Linked DNA regions of Homo sapiens: region 2 is linked to region 1. The links are chromatin loops, found by intact Hi-C in ENCODE. Cell type or tissue: heart right ventricle. All regions are shown on one strand. Region 1 overlaps LARGE1 (LARGE xylosyl- and glucuronyltransferase 1). Region 2 overlaps LARGE1 (LARGE xylosyl- and glucuronyltransferase 1).

Region 1 (5,000 bases):
ACTTGTTTCCAAATAAGGTCACATTCTGAGTGGGGTTAGGACTTCAACACATCTTTCTGGGGGATACACAATTCAACTCATAACTAGGGTGAAATGCGAGACTCCACATGAAGTATTGAACCCAGAACCTCTAACAAAACAGTGCCTTCAACATCAGCGGTTTCTGTTTTTACTTCCCCATACTCCTGATGACGGCCCTTTGTGGGGTGGCTTTGGGCAGTTCTCTGAACATCTTTGAATTTCTATTTCCCATCTTTTCACCGTGATGTGGCACGTCTTCCAGCAACACTGAATTATGTAGTTTTCCTGGTCTGCATTGCCTCATCTCTGAAATGGGGAGAAAGGAGAACCACCTCCCAGAAGGGACCCCCTTCCCAGGATGACATGAGGGTACACACCTATGTGCTGGTGGTCTGGACATGCGAGTGCTTCCCACGGTTGCTACCCCTCCTTTTGTGCCTGGTGTTTTCTCGTCAGTGAGGACAAATGGCTTTTGTAGTACCCCTGCAAACCACTGCACAGACCCGAGGAGGCTCCTCTTTTCCTTCCCATGGAGGTGGGAAGCCAGAGGCGCATCCAGATGTGAGGAGGCTTCGATTTTTCAGACCCCTGGGTTGCTTTGCAGTCAGAATGGAGAATACTTTTTTTTTCCCTACTTGGGAGGGAGCTGAACACATTTGCTACAGAGAAGTCTAGATATCTATGGAAACAGTCCTAATTTTAGCCTTGCCACACTTAATGCCAACTCTGAGAGTGTTGTTTTGGGTCAGGGCCTGGGGAGTAGGGAAGGTGAGTAGGCCTGCAGGGGTCAGATCAAGCAGGGAGTAGCCAACCGACAGACAAGAGGAGGATGCAGTAGAAATCTTAAGTGGATCCAAAGGAGCTGGCTCCAAGGGTAAGAGAGGGCCAGAATGATGAGCATTGATCAGAAAGTTGGATTTCAAATGAAAGGGTCTCCCTTCAGAAAGTTGGATTTCAAATGAAAGGGTCTCCCTTCTTTCCCCCTTTTGCTCTCCCTGTCTACATTCTGCTCATTTTTGGAGCCTCGTTCATGGCCCTTCTTTCCACAACCCCACGTTTGGAATCAGCCAGTCCTGCCCTGAGTGCCTGGCATCTTAGAATTCTGTTGAAGTACTAGTGGCTGCCCATTTAGTTTTGCCGTGAATCCGTGTACCTTGCAACCCCCTTTCCATTTAGTTTTGAGCCCCTCAAGGTCAGCCATGGTCATTGTCAAGTCTGTGTGCTGTGCCTGCCATGGGGTAGACATACAGTAAATGCATGATGAGTTGGGATTTGACATGATAGGTGATTTCTGGTTGACCAGACCAGGGCGTGGGCAATCACTAGAAAGGGGCATCAAATGAAGGAGTTTTTAATAAGAGGCACAGAAATGTTTTTGATGGGAGGAATCTGCCTGGTTAGGGGAGTGGAAATTGCCTGTAATACAATTAAGGACATGTTAGGGAGGGCCATGGGCAAGAGGAGGTCATGGTGTGGCAGATGCTGGCTGGGATGGTGAGGGAAGTGAGGGACAGTAATGGTTTTAGGCCACGTGGGGAGCATCACCTAACCTCATTTCAGCCCTGTCCTCCCCACCAGGTGAACTCCTAGCAGGAATCCTTGTAGATCAGATACAGGAAGACCCTTAGACATCATCTCGTCTCGAAGTGTGGTATTCAAGACAGGCATTTTTACACTAAAACTTGGCTCTTAATTTTAGTACATGTATAAAAGCCACATAGAACTAGCATTCCAAACCTGGCGTTTCTCAGGTGTTTCTGCTTCCGACGAGGCCGGCTGTGGTAGTTGCCTCTCAGTCCCATGGATTACAGGGTGCTGTTCCCACACACCCATGCACATGTGAGACCTGTAATGAGCACAGGGCCTGTTGTCACCATTTGGAACGAAGTCTTATGCAGATGGACGAGGTTGCTGGTATGAATTCTTGCACTGAATTTTCATATGCTTTGTATTCTTTTCAGCAGGATGAAATGTACCGTGGTTGTGGGAAAATGGAGCGGGTAGTGTGCTGCAAGAGATTACAGGGTAGGCTGCTTGGATCCGGTTTGGCCCTCTCCTCTTGAATGAGGAGGGAATTGGGCAAGCCGCAGGTAGACCAGGTGGCCCCGATAGATAGTGACCGAACTGGTACTTGAGCTGCATCTCCTCTTCTTGTCTAGCCATCTTGGTGTTCTAGGTAGGACATGAGCTAGGTCCTACCAAAGACTTGGGCACTTTATTTAAGTTCTCTCATGTAATCCTACTAACAACGTTGTGAAGCATGCACTATTTTTACTTACTAAACAAAAAAGGAGCGATCGGGACTAGAGGACTTGAAATAACTTTCTGAGGCCCAGCCTGCTGGTGCGAAGTAGATCCAGTGATTCAACGTGGCTCCATCCCATGACATTTAGCTGTCAGGGAGCTGCAAACCTATGAAACAGAGCTTTCAGATTTTGGAAATAGAAACGCAGGCAGCATAGTGCCACTTGCTGCCTCCTGGGAAAGCCCCTTGTCGTGAATAATAGAACCAGCGCTAGAAGGCACGTTGCTCAGGCCGGCAGGTGAGTCCGAGGGCTGGGGAGGGGTTTTCTGGGCAGTGGGACACCTCCCTCTTAGGGGGTTTCATTTGTCCAGGGCCAGTGAAAGGCTGTTTGGTCCCTCTGCTGAGTGAACAGTCCCAGCCCACAGGATGAGTCAGAGCAGAGTCCAGAACAGAAGGCAGAGGGCATGTGTGCAAAGGCCATGTTTATCCCAGGCATTTGGATCTTAAGATTCCTGTTCATGATGATTAAGGTTTTATACATAACACTGTTTACAGACTGCTTTATGATCATTTATGAGTGTCACCTGGCAACAGCTGAGTTAGCCACATCCATCCACCGTGGGGTAATTAACTCTGGGCCCACCCAGAGCCCAGTTCATTGCTTGTGCATTATTGAGCCTCCTCCCCACACCCTCATTCATTCATCTATCCATCCATCCATTCATTCATTAGAGCCCTTTTTGTCAGATGCCACCTTTGTGGGTAGCTTTGTGGTTGGCATTTCTTTTTCATTGCTGAGAATACGTAATATGCTGGACATGTTGGTGTTCCTGTTAGCGTAAGCAATAATCAACCCCTTTAGTGAGACTGTAAGCTCCATGAGGGCAAGGCCTTTGTTCATTTCTATGTCTCTGGTGCCTAGAAGAATGCCTACCCATAGTAGGTGCTCTGTGAACATTTATTGAAAAAAAAAGTGAATGGACTGAGTGTCTGCTATGTTTGGGCCTGTGGGAGGTGCTTTCTATAAAAGTCTTTCTAATCCTCGCAGCAATCCACCGTGCACCATAAGGGTGTCTGTCGTCCATTCTAGGGCTCCATCTGGTGTGTGTTTACCATTATCATAAGCATTATTGTGAGTGCTTCCAGAGCAGATAATCCTTATTATGACTGAATAATGTAGCTACATTATCCCCATTTTACAAATGAGGAAATGAGGCACAGAGAGGTGAAGTAACTCACCCAAGGTCACACAGACCCTCAAGCTTCAAGCTACTCCTTCACCTTCATATCAGCACTGTCTTACAGAACCTTCTGCAGGATGGAACTGCTCTCCATCTGCACCATCCGATGTTGTCACCGCTAGACATGGGTAGTTACTGAGTACTTGAAAGGTAGCTAGTGCAACTGAGGAACTGAATTTTTAATTTTGTTTAATTTTAATTAAATTTAAATAGCCACATGTGGGTTGTGACTCCCATACTGGGCAAAACAGCCCCCTATATGCTGTCTCTAAAGAACAACAGGCTGGGTACAGTGGCTCATACCTATAATCCCAGTGCTTTAGGAGGCTGAGGCAGATTGCTTTATGATCATTTATGAGTGTCATCTGGCAGCAGCTGAGTTGGCCACATCCATCCACCATGGGGTAGTTAACTCTGGGCCTACCCAGAGCTGAGGCCGGAGGCTGAGGCAGGAGGATTGCTTGAGCCCAGGAGTTGGAGACCAGCCTGGGCAACATGGTGAAACCCTATCTCTACTAAAATTACAAAAATTAGCTGGGCATGGTGGTGTGCATCTGTAGTCCCAGCTACTTGGGAGGCTGAGATGGGAGGATTGCTTGAGCCTGGGAGGCAGAGGTTGCAGTGAACTCAGATCATGCCACTGGACTCCAGCCTGGATGACAGAGCGAGACCCTGTCAAAAAAAAAAAAAAAAAAAAAAAAAAAAAAAAAAAAGAATAACAGCTAACATTGAATGCTTACTATATACTGAGTATTTTTTAAATGTTTTACATTTAAAATCCTGACAACCACAAATGAATTAACAAGAGTCAGAAGTTAAATACCTCCTTTACTCTCAAGATTTTATGGCAAGATACTAGTGTAGCTGGATTCTCCCCAAGGATGCATTCTGCCTGGCCCAGAGTTTTCAACTATCACCCTATTTTTATCCTTATTTTCCCTGCGTACAGCAAGGGATATCACCATGGAAAGGATCTCATTGTTCATAATATTTGTCAGCCCCAAACACAATGCTACCTGCCACCCTCCTTGGTAAAGGGGTCAACCTATATGCAGGCTTGCGAACTCACTGTTCCCACCAAATGACTCATTTAGGTTGAAAACATTTATTTGCACAAAGTGGAGTTGTGTCAGTGTCACTTTGAAAAGAAAAAGACGCCAATATTCCCTACCAGGATGTTCTGTCATGAAAACAAACAGATGAAACAAAATCTACTTCGAGGTCAGAGTGAGAAGAAGAGAAGGTCCGGCTGAAATTATCTGCAGTCTTGCTGGAGGGAACAAATGGTTGCAGCTCATGGGTATAGTGGCATTTTACGGCTCCCAGCTGTGCCTTCCCTTCTTGAAGATGGGTGAAGGGGAGTAGGTTCTGGGCTAGACTTGGGGCTATGGAGCAAAAGCAGAGGGAGCTTGTCCTGCACAGACGTGGAAGCAGAGGTCACTGAATTCTGTTCCACAGTAGAAGTCAGCAGTACTTTATGATAACAGTGCATC
Region 2 (5,000 bases), 56 kb after region 1:
AGTGATGCTTTTTAAAGTTTTTTCTCTAAACAGGAAAAATTAATATTTACGTTTTAGGCTTGTTGCAAGAGTGTGGAGTATCTCTGGCATGATTTAAACACTCAGTAAATAATTGTTTCCCTCCTTGCATGTTTGTTCAGTGTTCATTGAGTTGTTCTAATGTGACGTTTGTTCTTATGTGGAGATTTTCCTATAAGGTATTTAAGGCTGAAGTTGGGAGCATCGTAGAATGCAAGAGTTTGGGAAAAACTGGAGATACCAGTCAAGATGGAGAAAAGGATGGAGTTCAAGGGTACCTGGGCTTCCTGTCTTCACTGTGAAGATGGATTTCACCATGAGATCTTTACTAGGCAGAAAAGATGGAACATCCTGCAGTAGTGTTTTGTCATCGAGCCCACAGCCGAGGCCGAACAGAAGCTGTATGTTGTTCCTCAATGGTTGTGTCCAAATGGGAATGAGTAAGACTTCAACATTTCTGAAGATGGATGGTCACCATTCTCAATTCTGTTTTATGTATCTGGTGGGCCGTTGAGCAGAAGAGATCCCAGATGTCAGACACATCTGTCCTCCACCAAGATGTGTGTGTGGGACATTGCTGGAACTATGTTTTGTTTCTGGTCTTGTGGCATTTGACTATCGGAGATGAACAAAAGAGCATACAATCCTGATTTATTTCCACAAGCTTCTCAGGACTAGGGCTTGACAGTCTTGCCTGGGGAAGCTTGTTGATTCTTAGAGTGGCACTAATTTTTTTTTTTTTTTTTCTTGAGACGGAGTTTTGCTCTTGTTGCCCAGGCTGGAGTGATGGCACGATCTTGTATCTTTACTAGAGACGGGATTTTGCCATGTTGGCCAGGCTAGTCTCGAGCTCCTGACCTCAGATGATCCACCTGCCTTGACCTCCCAAAGGAGTTGGGATTACAGGGGTGAGCCACTGCGCCCGGCCTAGAGTGGCACTTCTTAATGCAGTAGATGTACTTCATACCACCATTTAAACCAATACTAAGAGAATAGTCTGTATTCATATGCCAATTTGGTACCACCTAATAGGAGAAAACCAGAAAGCAAACAGTGCTAGTTGCATTAATTATCTCTGTTTTATTTGTCTTTTAATATCTTTGTCTCCTTGAGGAGGCTATGGACTTCTTGAAGGACAGACAGTTTTCATCTCTGTGCTTCATTGTCTAGCACAGGGCCTGGCGTGTTGTCAGGGCATAGTACCTGTGTGTTGAATGAGCAAATAAACTGTGAAGAAACTTCTTGATCTTTGTTGGCCTGGACAGCTGTTGAGGCTTGACTGTGCTTATGGAATGAAATATCCACACAAAGGGAAACTTGGTAATAGCCCAGAACCCCAAGGGGATCATTGCAGAGGGACTGATAGATGGACAGGATGGCCTGGTGAGGCCTGCGCCATCTGTGCCTTCAACCCGGCGGATCAAAGATGAATGTGTGATTGAGTGAGGCCTCACTGATGACAATGCACCCTGGCTGGAAAATGCACAGCAGGAGGCTCTGGTTTGAATCTCAGTTTTCCTAGGAGACCTGAATGAAGAGAAAAGGCACCGCAGTATGCAAAGAGAGAGTCATCACTTGTGCATGTGTCTGGGGGAAGTAACGAATAGAAGACATTACATGTCAAAAAGAGCCTCGTCCAAAATGAAGCCAAGTGACTGTCACAAGTTCTGGGCAGGTGAGATGCTGTGTCAGAACCGTGAGAAGGCAGGGGAGGCCAGGCACAATTCCCAATATGTTTTAGAGCATACCTGGAGCTTAGCATAGCCCTAACTTCATGGTCCAGCCCTTTGGGGCATGTGCTCCTGGAACCTTAGCTATTAAGTGCCCTTGAGTGGGAAAATAAATGAGTTTTTAATGTCTGTGTGTACATGTTGTTAATCGTTTTCTGCATTTGCCACCTGGGTTGAACCTGTCAAATTAGTTTCCAGTAGTCCCTTTTAATGCATTGTTATATACCCAAGGTGGAAATCTCAGTCATCCTTAGAGACTTTCTGTAGCCAATTTCCCCTTTCCTTGTTCCTCTCTTACTTAGGTCATGCAATTGAGCGCTAAGCCCGGGTCAGCCCATTTCCTGTGTTCTGGTCTTTTTCTTTCCATTTGTCACAGTTCTGGGCTGGGCTCCCATTATCCCTGGCCTGAAGTATTTCACTAGCTGATGCTCCGGCCTCCTCCTTCCTGTGTCTCCTAATCCATCATTCTTATACTGCCAGAATGACTTTTCTAAGGCTCAGAGCAGCTCATGACATTCCCTGCTAGAGCCTCTTTGATTACTTCTTCTTGCCTCTAGAAAAAGTTTGAACAATTTACCGTGACGTAATAAAGCTGTTCCCAGTTGGGCTCTGGCCTTCTTTCCTGGTCTTGGGCCCCACCTCTATATACCAAATCATGATTTTACCACTTCCTAAATACAGCATGCTCTTCCACGTTGCGAATATTTGGGAAATCTTTTTTTCCTTGGAAAGCTGTTAACTTTTTCTCCCTGTCAGACTCCTAGTAATCCTTCAAGACTCAGGTTTTGTTGGTTGAACTGAAGCTCATGCAAATGATCACTTAAGAGGTGCTGAGATTGGCATACTTCTCCAGAGTGCCTGGCTTTAGTGTAGTGGAAATTCTCTTCAGCCACGAGCGTCCCACAAGGGAGCCTAGTTTGTTCATGTCTTTACTTGCTCTGCTAAATTATGTTTTATTAATGTGTGTGCTTGTACTGTTGCTCAGGCTACTGTGCTAATGACTGATAATTGCCTTAATGAGCTATTTGTAAGAAATACAGTAATACCAGTAGGGATGAAACCAGACCCCACCACAGCTGGTGGTCTAATAGCCTTTTGACTGACTTTATGGAGGAGCAGACTGCAGGGTTATTGCAGTTAACATAAGCAAGAGCTCAGAATCACCCACTTTTCCCTGAACACCCAATTTACCCATCTTCCACTCACGCATTAATCATGTTTATATGAGTCGGGGGCAGGTTAGGTTATGCTGCAGTAACAAATCTCGCATAGAACAAAAAAATCACTTTGGGAAGCCGAGGCGGGTAGATCACAAGGTCAGGAGATCGAGATCATCCTGGCCAACATGGTGAAACCCCGTCTGTACTAAAAATACAAAAATTAGCTAGGCACGGTGGCGCACACCTGTAGTCCCAGCTACTTGGGAGACTGAGGCAGGGAAATTGCTTGAACCCGGGAGGCGGAAGTTGCAGTGATCCAAGATCGCACCATTGCAGTCCAGCCTGGGCAACAGAGCAAGACTCCATCTCAAAAAAAAAAAAAAGAAATTCATCCCTCACCCTGTACTACAAGTCCATCACAGGCTACTCATGGCACTGCTGCATGCTGTCTTCACTCTGGGATCCTGATAGTGAGGCAGTCTCTATCAGTACTCTTGCTAGTCCTTAAGATAGAGAGAAAAGGGCGCATAATGGTTCTTAAAGCTTGCAGTGAGTTGCATGCATTCGTATTTCATTGGCCAGAGTAGGTCCCATGGCTGTTCTGGGGCAGAGAAGTTCTACCTTGATGTGCTCAGAGCTGAAGAGCTGATATTTGTGAACAATATGAGAACCACCACACCATGGTAGAATCTTGGATTCATGTGCCTTATGTAATTTGCTTCTGGGGAGTCAAGAGGGAGATTTTGTTGCCTTCAGCGGAGGTCCAGAGAGTACTGTGGGACCAAGAGTATCGGGCTATGGCTTTGGGTTCAGCCAGTCCTTGGTTCAGATCCTGACCAGCACTTGCTAGCTATATGATCTTGGTCAGTGTAAACTCTCTCAACCAATTTCTTTACCTGCAAACGTGAAAACAGCAATACCTATTTTATAGGATTGTTACATATTCCATGAGATAATGGGTTGAAAAGTTTTATAATTTTGTCATAATAAATGTTAGTTCTCTTCCCATCCCCCATGCTGTGTCTTGTTCAGAGTGAGAGATCTGGTGTCTGTTGCATGCAGACTACTGTAGTTTTTTTTCTGTGCTCTCCTGGGTGGTAGCAACACCCGCCTATAACTACAAGTGCTTGAAATGTGGCTAGTACCACTGAGGAACTGAACTGCAAATTGTAAAATCTTTATTACATCTAAAAAGTGAAGCAGTGTAAAGTTTTTTTGTTTTTTTTTTTAACACAAGCTTCTGGTTTTGGAGGTACTATTTCACTTCAGTCATTGAAAATTTAGCACCCCAATTGAGATGTACTTAAGTGTAAAATATGCATCTGATCTTGAATATTTAGTATGGAAAACTATAAAATATCTCATTGGTTATTTTTATATTGATGATATGTTGAAATAATATTTTCATACATTGGAGGAAATAAGGTATATTATTTAAATTAGTTTCACCTGTTAGCTCTTTTTAAAATGTGGCTGCTAGAAAATGAAAAACTATACATGTGGCTAACTAGCATTATATAATATTTCCATTGGAAAGTGCTGGTTTAGACATGCAGAATGTGAGGCCCACACCTCTCTGGAAATTCAGACTATTCATCCATCTGTCCTTGCATCTAATAATACATATTTATTGACAACTTCCTATGTGCTATGCACAGGTGTTGTGCTAAGCTTTTGGGAACCAGTGCTGGTCAAAACAGGCATATTCTCTGAGCTCACTGCTTATTGAGGGCATGGAACATATAGTTGTGTATGTTCATAAGTATAAATGGTAGCTCCATCTAGAAAAGTGCAGGAGGCTAGGGAAATACATCACACAGGACCTGATTTTTTTTTTTTTGAGATGGAGTCTCACTCTGTCACCAGGCTGGTGTGCAGTGGCGCAATCTCGGCTCACCGCAGCCTCTGCCTCCTGGGTTCAAGCAGTTCTCTTGCCTGAGCCTCCTGAGTAGCTGGGATTACAGGCACCCACTACCACGCCCAGCTAATTTTTGTACTTTTAGTAGAGATGGGGTTTCTCCATGTTGGCCAGGCTGGTCTTGAACTCCTGACCTCGGGTGATCCGCCCACCTTGGCCTCCCAAAGTGCTGGG

Evidence for each region. A loop is a pair of places that touch in the nucleus more often than their neighbours do. Peaks named below come from ENCODE experiments on the same cell type or tissue, not always from the same donor. Only the 100,000 strongest peaks of a DNase experiment are listed, where the experiment ranks them.
Region 2: a loop joins it to region 1, with 2.0 times the contacts of the local background. A loop is called at or near these places in 7 of 110 quality-filtered maps.

Annotation. Positions count from the first base shown.
Region 1 is chr22:33,865,053-33,870,052 of GRCh38, reverse strand. All of the region lies in intron 1 of LARGE1 (LARGE xylosyl- and glucuronyltransferase 1), which reads left to right. Among named protein-coding and RNA genes, the nearest start is that of LARGE1, 53 kb to the left of the region's middle. RefSeq lists enhancers at 6-506, 507-1,007, 2,097-2,596. In heart right ventricle, a CTCF peak has its summit at 2,733; no DNase peak of the experiment used is centred here; H3K27ac peaks cover 5,000 bases.
Region 2 is chr22:33,809,019-33,814,018 of GRCh38, reverse strand. The region is part of intron 1 of LARGE1 (LARGE xylosyl- and glucuronyltransferase 1); the gene reads left to right. Among named protein-coding and RNA genes, the nearest start is that of LARGE-AS1, 87 kb to the right of the region's middle. In heart right ventricle, no CTCF peak of the experiment used is centred here; a DNase peak (open chromatin) is centred at 2,118; H3K27ac peaks cover 1,913 bases.